2 separate regions of the Homo sapiens genome follow, and region 1 is linked to region 2. Evidence: chromatin loops called from intact Hi-C (ENCODE). Cell type or tissue: ovary. All regions are shown on one strand. Each heading gives the region's core, and the rest is flanking DNA. Links, peaks and the distances in the headings are about the cores only. Region 1 overlaps ARHGDIB (Rho GDP dissociation inhibitor beta). Region 2 has its middle 6.5 kb from the start of MGP.

What was found. Peaks named below come from ENCODE experiments on the same cell type or tissue, not always from the same donor. Only the 100,000 strongest peaks of a DNase experiment are listed, where the experiment ranks them.
Region 1: a loop joins it to region 2, with 2.0 times the contacts of the local background. A loop is called at or near these places in 32 of 110 quality-filtered maps.

Annotation. Positions count from the first base shown.
Region 1 is chr12:14,952,980-14,958,364 of GRCh38, reverse strand. The region is part of intron 1 of ARHGDIB (Rho GDP dissociation inhibitor beta); the gene reads left to right. Among named protein-coding and RNA genes, the nearest start is that of ARHGDIB, 5.9 kb to the left of the region's middle. RefSeq lists an enhancer at 2,030-2,199. In ovary, for the core only: no CTCF peak of the experiment used is centred there; no DNase peak of the experiment used is centred there.
Region 2 is chr12:14,889,627-14,895,011 of GRCh38, reverse strand. No RefSeq gene overlaps it. Among named protein-coding and RNA genes, the nearest start is that of MGP, 6.5 kb to the right of the region's middle. In ovary, for the core only: CTCF peaks have their summits at 1,564, 1,818 and 2,095 (motif pointing right); a DNase peak (open chromatin) is centred at 2,111; H3K27ac peaks cover 2,542 bases.

The sequences.
Region 1 (5,385 bases), core at 262-5,261, 63 kb before region 2:
ACAAAATAATCTTGTCTTTGGTTTTTCTCATCCAGTTTTGAAGTTTTCGTAGTCCTTCATGGGGCTGAGGTGGTAGAAAGCAGCACCGCAAAGTGGGGAGTATGGATTCCTCCATGTCACCAGGGACAGGGGCGGTGGGGAGAGGGTGGAATCCCGAACCAAGAAGGCTTCTGGTGTCCTGAGAGACAAATTTGCAATCCCGTAATACACCAAATTGCCAGGCAAGCAGCACAGCACATTCAAATCCTTGACTAGCTCTGAAATGTCAACAGTGTTTTAGAGATGGCCTGACTCTCCAGACCTGCACTAGACCCACAGCCCGATTTGGGGGAAGTCAGACATATCCTAGTCAGCAGGGAAAGTGGAGGTAGCAGGAGTTACAGAGAATGCTGATGCTCACATAGGAACTTCTCTGATAGAAATCCCCTACTTCTGGTATTTCCACTTTTCTCTCTCTCTTCCCTCTCTCTCTTTCTCCCTTCTCCCTCCTCTCTCTCTCCTCTTTCTCTCTCCCTCTTTCCCCTCTTCCTTCTCTCTCTCTCATCGCTATCTCTTCTACCTAATACATTAATATCCATGGCCTGTGTGTCTAGATGCATAATCCAGCACAATTTTGCAGATCCAGCTTTGGGCCGTGAGTTAAGTCTCTGTGGTATTTTGCTCCAGAGCCAGAGGGAATTCTCTTCATTAGCTGTGCCTGTGTTCACTGACATTTCTCATCATTCGCAGAGTGACCTCTGGCTTCAATGAAGACAGGGAGCAATAAATAAAACCTAAAATTAAATTGTTTACATGAAAGTTTTTAAAAGAAATATAATATAGTCTCATTTTAAGGTTGATTCAGTTTTTAAACAATCCTTTCAATTCCCCAGAACTTCTTATCTCTTTAATACTCCTCAAAGACAAAAATCTATTTTTAAGGAGGAAGGAGTGGGGACATAGCTCCCATCCAGGGGAAAGTATTTGGTGTGGAAACAGTTACCTAGCTTCAGTGAAGCTTTGCAACAAAGCAGACCACACTGGGGCAGGGAAGGAAGAAGAGGAAGGGAACAAATATTCACGGAACATCTATTCTTGACCAGTATAGTCCTATAATTTTTCATGTGTTTTCTCCAATCTTTCAACCCCGTAAAAAAGAATATCCCCATTTTAGTGGTGATAAAACTGAGGCTCAGTGAAATTAGCAACTTGATTGAGTCCTGTCATAATGCAGAGCCTGGTTTTGAATCCCTGGTCCATCTGACTCAATCTATGTTCTATGAGACATGAAAGTCACCTTTCTCTGAATTACCCAGGTAATTTGTTTAATCTAAACTCAGGAGTTCTACCTTTTCTTGTCCTCAGTTCATTTAGAGCTGCATTAATGAAACAGATGATGCTCTATCCTGACATGGGTGTAAATTTTTAAGTGTAATTCACTTTCAAAGTCTTGGAAATTTCACTGAATTTGCAAGCAAAAACATTGATGTGTGCTATGTCATATGCATGCTGTGAGTAACCATCCTAATTTAATTCGACATTTTAATTGAGCCTGAGAAGATTAAGTCCCCATCTCAGCACATCTAATGCTTGCCAGTGCTTTGCTGAGTAGCAAACATGAGGATGTGAGGCCTCCAATGTGAAAGTTAATCTGTATGCGCATCTGTGAAGCAGAAAATACAGAAAACTAGAGTAGCAAGCCTGTGTGAAAAAATGATATGTGCTTTGGGGCCTAATAAATGGGGTCCACATTAACCTGGTTAAACATATAACTGTTCATTCTCCATTTCATTTTTCCTGTGCAAAGGACCAAAGTCAAAAATAAGCAAAACTCAGCTCTGCCCTTTGTAGAATAGGGGATGAGCAGCTGAGGAAGGTGAGGAAAGCCCATCCAGAAGATTCTATGCTGATGGGCTGAGTCCTCCCCAATCTCCCTTTTACTTCCTCTTTTCTTTTCTCATTTCACAAGCTTCTTTAAATTAGGGAGCATTTGAGTCATTAAATTAAGAAGGGGCCTCAGAGATCCTCTCATGCCACGGCTTCTTTTTGCAGAGGATGAAACTGGGGCCCAGTGAGGTTAAGCAACTTGCAGGAGGTAACGCAGGAACCGAGTTGCGCTGAAACATCGTTATCTGACACTTCCCTGCTTTGTTAAAGCTGTCTCTGCAGAGCTTGCAAAGAAGCATTTACCTCTGCTTGTGCACCTCCAGGTAGATTCCCAAGATGACTAACAAACTCTAATTTTATTATAACTTCTTAAAGATGACTGAAGCAATAAAGCATAGTGCCTAAAAGTCAGACAACCTGGGCGCAGACATTAATTCTGCCTACCACGTGGTATGTCTTCTTAGGCAAGTTACTTAACGTGAACTTTAGTTTCCTGGTCTGGAAAAGAGAATGATGATGCCAACAAAGTTACTGTAAGAACTAAATGAGATAATCCTCTAGAAAGCACTTAGCACTACATGTGATAACTATTATAATTTGTATTAATAATATCAATATTATCAATAGGAAAATCAGTTGTCCTTTAGATGATGGGATTGGAAAACAGTCTGTAGAATTTTCATAAAATTCCTATTCTCATTTCAACACACATCCATAAAATAGGAGGATAAAAAGAGAAAATTGTTGTTTGTGGTTAAATATGCACACAGATAATTTGAGAAATCATTGTCAAACTGTATATGCCATTTATGGCTGGGGCTTCGGGAGAAACTGAGGTTACCCAGAAATAACGTTAAAAATGCAGTACAATGCTTAATAATATTGTATTGTACTTGAGTTTTGCTGAAGAGTAGATTTTAGGTGCTCTTGCCACACACAAAAAAAAGTGGGTGAGATGATGGATATGTTAATTTGCTTGACTATAGTAACCTTTTCACTATCTATGTATCCCAGACATATTTTACATCTTAAATATATACAATAAATACTTTTTAAGAAATTGATTCATAGGAGGTATTTATGTATTCCCGATATCAATCTCTTGTTAATACATGCATTGCGAATGTCTCATTTTTAGAATCCAGACCATTACTCTTTTCACTGTCTATAGGGTGATATTAGGAAAGGAATTTTAAATGCTTGTGTAATTGAAATATTTAATATTTTCTTCTATGTCTTAGTTTTTGCACTTGTAAAATGTAATTGTGCCTACCTCACAACATTGCGATGACTGAATGAAATAATGCATGCCAAGCACTTATCCCGTACTAACTGAGTTTTTGGCTCACAAGTGTTCAGTAACAATTTGCTATTACTATTATGGTACCCTTTATTATGCAAAGACCTGTTCAGTGAAAGAAAAATAATTTTATGTCTGGGAGAAAAATAAGTAAAATAAAATAAAATAAAATATGCAGCATCTGTTGGGGATTCACATACATTTTATTTTTTAATTTTTAAATTTCCTTTTAAAGATGAATTTTATTGCATATATTTAAGGTATACAACATAATGTTTAGGGACACACATCGATAGTAAAAATGTTAGTGAAGCAAATCAACATATCCATCATCTCACGTAGTTACCCTTTTTTTGTTTCTGTGCCAAGAGCAGCTAATGTCTACTCACTTAGCATGGGGATTCACATACATTTTAAATAACAAAACACAGACAGATATTCTCTCATATTCACAGGTGAAATAAGGTAACTGAATGGTAACTTAGCTGACCCATGACTGCAGGTCAGGAGAAATATGCGGAGGCCTTAGAAAAGTAATCATCTAAAGATGATGTGCTCTAATCCCTCATCCCCCAAGATGAGGAAACTCAGATCCGCAGTGGTTGCAACATTCAGTTAACAGGGGAAAAGCTAGTTAGTAGGAAAGCCAGAACCCAAACCCAGGCATGCATAACAAGGCCTAGTTCAATGAAGAGAGCATTATCCAAAATCAAACGGAATGACCACGGAATTCTCCTAAGGGTCTACTTCCTGCACCCATGTGCACCTGGGCTTCTCTGCCAGGCTTTGTGGTCATGCGCCCTCAGACACAGGTGTCACCTGATATCTTCTGCTTCAATATATTCAACACTTTGAGCAGGTGGACATGACTCTCAGCTTGAGACTAAGTTGTGTCAATGATCTGGTGGAGCTCCAGGAAAAAGCAAGCTTCTGCCCAGGCACCTGTAATCCCAGCACTTTGGGAGGCCAAGGCGGGTGGATCTCTTGAGCTCAGGTGTTCAAGACCAGCCTGGGCAAAATGGGGAAACCCTATCTCAACCATAACTACAAAAAATTAGCCAGGCAGGTGGCATGTGCCCGTAGTCCCAGCTACTCAGAAGGCTGAGGCAAGACAATTGCTTGAGTCCAGGAGGCAGAGGTTGTAGTGAGCCAAGATAGAGCCACTGTACTCCAGCCTGGGTGACAGAGTAAAACTATGCCTCAAAAAAAGAAGGAAAGAAGAAAGGAAGGAAGGAAGGAAGGAAAGAAGAAAGGAAGGAAGGAAGGAAGGAAAGAAGGGAGAGAGAGAGAGAAAGAAAGAAGGGAGAGAGAGAGACAAAGAAAGAAAGGGAGAAAGAGAGAAAGAGAGAGAAAGAGAAAGAGAGAGAGAGAGAGAGAGAGCAAGCAAAAGCAAAAAAGCAACCTTCCTCTGTAACACTCCACTCTCTGCTTCATGCTTCCATAGTTTTGAGGTTATGTTCCTAATCTGGAGATCTTGAACCCAAATAAGTCTATAAAGGACTTCAGGGGTCCACAAACCCCTGGATCATATGCACAATGTCATGGGTTTATCTGTTTTTTTTTTCCTTGAGATAATTACCATAATGTTTATCAGATTTTTAAAAAAGAGACCTGTAATCTCCAAAAAAAATAAGAAATCAACCAAACCAGGTGGGCCCTTTTGGTATAGTTAGATTGCCCAACTTCCAGCCTCTTCTCTACTCTGAAGAGTAATTTAAACATCAGTATGGCTGAAGTACAGTGTCTTGTAAACAGTGGGTGCTCACCAAATAATCATGACCCTAATTTTACTTTAAAAGGCTTTCTCTGAGAACTGCTCTTCCAGTCCTTTATTTGTTGTATTATTACTCTTTCTAATCAGCTTTCTAGAATGAGCTAGTTTGGGATCACCTGGTCTCATATCTCTTTTTCTTATGCTATAATTAAACCAAATGATTTTAATGTGGCCCTGAATTTCCCCCTTTTGACTGCAACAAAATTTTGTACAGAAATCCCACAGTATCCTCCACTCTTTAATGTCTAGGTAAATTTGTGTCTCTTTTTATGAAACAATTGTTATATCTGTTTGCAATGAATCGAGAAAATGTAGAACATAAGCCTCAGATTTACTGATGAGAAGATCAAGACCTATATGTTAGATAAATGGACATGCCAATGGTCATACTGTTAGAAGGTGGCAAATCTTGTCCTATACCTAATCCCTCTCTCGCTCTCTTTCT
Region 2 (5,385 bases), core at 91-5,090:
ATGTCTGTAATTCCAGCTACTCAGGAGGCTGAGGCAAGAGAATCACTTGAACCTGGGAGGTGGAGATTGCAATGAGCCAAGATTGCGCCATTGCACTCCAGCCTGGGAGACAGAGCAAAACTCCGTCTCAAAACAAACAAACAAACAAACAAACAAACCAAAAAACAGTGCTAAGGGAGTTTTTGAAGGGAGGAGAAATTACACCTGGTTGAGAAGCTTAAGTAAGACATCATGTAACAGGTGGTATTTGAGCTAAGCCTTAAAAGATACCCAACGGAAAGTTGGTATAGACAGAGACAGAGAGGCAGAAAAAGAGGATACTATAAAATGAGCAAATGTGTGATAGCAAACACTGAAGGGTGCGTCAGGAACAAGTTGCTCAGTTTGGCTTTAGAATTGGTTACATGAAGGGAAACAGTGAAAGAAATGAATGGGAAAGACAACTGGGAAGTAACAATTAATAAGCACCTACTACATCACAGACACCTGCTGGGTATTTTGCAAAGATTTCCTCATTAAATCTTTACAACAATTTACAAAAGAATTATCACTCACGTTACAGTGAAAAAATGACTTATTGAGGGTCACGTAATTAGTTAGACACTGTGATAATAATAATAATAGCTACTTTCATGGAATATTTACTATATGCCACCACTGGGCCAGCCAGGCCCTCACATGAATTATCTCATTTAATCCTCACTACAACTCTATAAGCTACTTTCCATTATTGCCCATATTTTATTAGATGACGAAAATGAGGATTTGAGAGACAGTAGGGATCATTCAGTGACAAATGGAGTGGGATTCACATGTTCTTTTCCACTCTCTCATTATGGCACCAGAGAATTTAGGATGCATGTGAATTTGAGAAGGATGTCAGCTTAATTCTGTAAGCAATGAGAAGCTGTTGTGTGTATTAATAAAAGATGACTAAGAGCCAGAGGCTAAGCTCAAAGAACTTGCTGTCTGGTAGAGGAGCAAGACAAACGAGCGTTCGTATCAGACTCTCATCCTTCCTAGTCCCTCACCCCAGCCCATATCCATTCCCCTGCCCTCCTATTGCTATCCCAAAACAGAGTAAGACCAAAAATTACATCTTGTTCCCTTCAGCTTATTGTCTCTTCCTTTTGATTCTATTCTTTTTCCCACTGGTTTATGGTTTACCAAAAGACAAAGAACCCCAGTGAAAACCCCTTTTATCCTCTCAACAAAATAAAAGTCTCTTTCAAAATTCCATAAAAGGCATGAAAAAAATTAGCATGGGATTATGAGAAAACAGGAAACACAGAGAGTGATAAATTAGAAGAATTGGAGTCAGAGCAAGGCCCCTGAGATTCAGACAAACTCTGGTTACAGGACCGCTTAAACAAACACCAGCAGGCGGGGTTGAAATAGATTTCCACAGTCAGCCCAGCCAACATTTCACTGCATTTTTTTCCATCAGGGAGAAATCAGATGTGGAAACAATCACTTATTTGACAGCCTGTTCTCTTCTTAGATTGATCAGCAAAGGCATTCCCTGTGATGTTCTCTCTCTCATGTTAACCTGGACATTTTTCCTCTGCGTCCTGTCTAAACTTCCTTTTCTGAATTTCATCCCATTTCCATGGTTTGTAATGACTAGGCGATGGGACAAAGAGGAGTTGCTCAGTTGCTGATCCCTTCCACGAGGAGGAGGGCTTTCTCTCACTGACCAAATCCTGGCTGAAAAGATTGACTTTCTTCTCCTAAGGATTTCAAAGTGTATCAGCATCCAACTCGAATGAATCAAGTTATTTGACTACAACTGGGAAACAACAGCAGACATGGCCTATTGGCAGGCAGTTATTTGAATGAAGCTTTTAAAAGGCATCTTGCTAGTGGTTTGTTGGCTGAGGGATGGACATCCAAACACCAATCAGCCCTAGAAACTCTTGCAAAATTGCATTAAGAACAAAGTGTTCCTTCAAACACTGAATTATATAATTTCTCTATCGTGTTTATTCATTTCAAGGATGAAATAATTTAGAAGCACAAAATTGTACAGGTCTATTCCAGCTCTTCTGTTTAAAAAGGCAAATGGCTTGCTCAACAGTAACGCAGCCATTGGGTGGCAGTGTCAGAACTACACTGAGCATCAGCCAGTTCCACAGTTCCCACTGGACAAGGCCTTGCTGAGTCAATCCCTTCCATGTTTTGCATTCTCTCCTCTGCTTTGGTTTTCAACAATCTATTCCCTCGTTATTGGGAAGAAGTGGAAGTAACACTAGACCAGTGGAGTTGAACCTATTTTTTGAAATAATATTGTGTGTGCATGTACTCCACAGCATTAAAAGTATGTAGGCCATTAAGCTAGGAGCTCGGCAGGTATTGCCTTATTTAATTCATCTAATGGTCCTCTGAGTTAGAGTCCTCTAACACTTAGTGAGCATCTAGTATGTTGCAGACACTTATAATCCCTACCTGTGTCACTGAGGCTCAGGAGCTTAAACAGCGTATCAAATGCCACACACAGAGTAAGCAGTAGAGGCCATGCACAGTGGCTCACATCTGTAATCCCAGCATTTTGGGAGGCCGAGGCAGGCAGATCACTTGAGGCCAGGAGTTTGAGACCAGCCTGGCCAACGTGGTGAAACCCCGTCTCTACTAAAAATAAAAAAAAATTAGCTGGGCATGGTGGCATGAGCCTGTAGTCCCAGCTACTCAGCAGGCTGAAGCAGGAGAATCACTTGAACCTGGGAGGTAGAGGTTGCAAGGAGCTGAGATTGTGCCACTGCACTCCAGCCTTGGCGACAGAGCAAGACTCGATCTCAAAATTTAAAAAAAAAAAAAGAAAAGGAAAAGCAGCAGAGCTAGAAGTCAAATCCAGGCTTTCTTATCCTAAAAACTACATCCTTTGGCCAGCTTCTACAGAGCCTGTCTTTAGAGTCCTATCAAGGTTTTGTAACGATTGTTTGTTAGAGTAGCTACCAAAAGTATGGAGAGAATATCTAGATGAAGTGCAGCTCGGGAATGCTCACTCCCCTCCACCATCTGCTTTTTTGTTGTTGTTATTGTTTTGAGAGAGCGACAGAACAGATGAAATGGGTACGGGCTGGAATATGGAAGGAACATGGTAGATTTGACTCATGCAACTACCAGATATTCTTCTAGTTAATTTATTACCTAAACTTAAAATCACCCTAAAAAAGATTTAAATTTCCATTTCAAGGAAGCACCCTTAGGTTAGACATGGGGTCCATTCAGATGCATACCTCTGACTGAAGGATTGCAAAGACAGCATATTTTCATTTCTCATGTCAACTTTAAAAGTTATCATCGACTAGTTTTAACTTCATTTGGTAACGAATGTTATGTTTACTTAACTTTTAAAAATTATTCTCTGTTGTTTAAAGCTTTACTTCTATCTTCCCTAAAACTACTTCTTTTAACTCATACCAGTGCTATCAAGTTCTTGGGTACTGTGATTTGGTGAATTAAGCTATCTTTCTCCCTACTCCCTTCATGTCTTCACAAGTGGTAAATATAATCCCACTCTGCTTCCATCTCACTCCTAGAGACATCATGTCATTGTTCTTGTATCCCCTCTCCTCACCAATCCTACCTTTAGGATCCTGTTTCTGCCAGTCACCAATAACCCCTGCAATTCTTGCAAGTTACTTGGCTCCATTTCTTGGGGTTGTAAATGTCTTGAATATAAAAAGGAGTGTTTTTACTTTGGTGATTTGGAATAATGAAAGGAGATTACGAGGATATCCCAAAGTGTGGGATGACAGCAGAATAGATATAAAAGGGTGCCTTCTTTTCCAGCTGAGACCATGGTACTGCAGGAGAAATTCCTCGGACTTTGTCTTGATTGCACCTCATCCAGAAAAGGCAGCCAGAGTCTAATGAGTAAATAGCCAGCCTTTAGTCAAGACATCTTCATCTTTAGTCAAGACAGGAGACATAGAACCTGCTCTCTATTTTGCTTTGAGTTGACAGAGCATTCTATAAATTAAGCTGAGATTTCCAGTTTTCTGGGGGTGGGGACGGGGGCGGTGGTCTAAGTAACTATAGAAATTGGCCTTGTGCACTGGGAGACGACATTCTTAATATGTCAGATACACCAAACCAGAGCAAGTGTCAGATGACAGCAAACATCGGCGTTCACAGACTGGATGAGACTTGGTGATTCCTGAAGGAAGCTGAAAGGTTTTGGAAAGTACCATATTTGAGTTGGAGCTTGTTTGGGCAGATGTTTAGTGTGCAGTGTACTGGAGAGAGAAACAGGGGACTTAGGATCCAATATTAAAACTATCCCTCTCTCCATTTTTATAAGTCATTTAACTCACTGGGCTTAAGTGTATGTAGACCTTTAATTTGTATTGCACTATTTTAAAGGATTTTGAGACAATTATCATTTTAAATGTGTATATCTTAATTTTGTGTAATTTTGTCTCTAGCTATGAAATTTGAAATTCAAGGAACCCTGTAAGACGCAATCACAAAATTATTTAAGCAGGTGTCAGAACCTGGAGGGATCTCACATGGTTGTATCATTATTAAAAACACACGATTTGACATCAAACAGTCCTGCGTTTTAATCCTGTCTTTGCCATTTAGTTGTTGTGTGATCTTGGATAAACTATTTTACCTCTTTGAGCTTCCATTTTCTTATATATGAGATGTGGGTCATTATACTTAGCTTATAGGATTATTAAGAGAAGTAAATAAAAAATAAAGAGTGACTATCAGAGCATCTAATATATAGCAAGCATTTGACATATGATAATAGCGCTTGGATAGATGTATAATTTTTATTTGATATTTGCTATCTTATTTAAAAATTGAAGCTTTTCTTAAGAAGGGTGGAGGAAATAATCGATAGGGGAGGAAAAGAAAAATCCCAGCCATTCCCAGCCAAAAGCTCTCCACCTCTCAGACTTCTCCACCTTTATTTTGTTTAATAATCAGGCACCTCCAACTTTCCCTGGAAGTTTCAGCCCATGAGTCCCCAGATGCTCCTCCCATGCCTGAGTTTGACAAACATTTATTCTTACTTAGTTCAACTAAGACAAATTAAGGAAAGGAAAGAAGGATTCTATCTGTGCCTAGGAAGTTATGTCAGTTAAAGAATCTGACACACAGAATCCTCTCAAGGGGCTTCCCTTAAAAGAAAAGAACTAAGAGCATGGCACTGTCCCACGACATTGGCTGGGCTTCTGTCTCCTAGTTCATTGTTCTTTGATGTCCTAGAGAGTGATTTCTGTTTTTGTCTTCAGGGCTGCTTCTTCCTAACTCTTCTTTCATTTGCGTTTTTCCTTTAATGGCAAGGGTAAGGACTTTAGTGCTGCCAGTTTAAAAAAAATTATAAAATCAAAATTCAGTAAATAAAGCTGAATTTCATGGAACAGCAAAAAA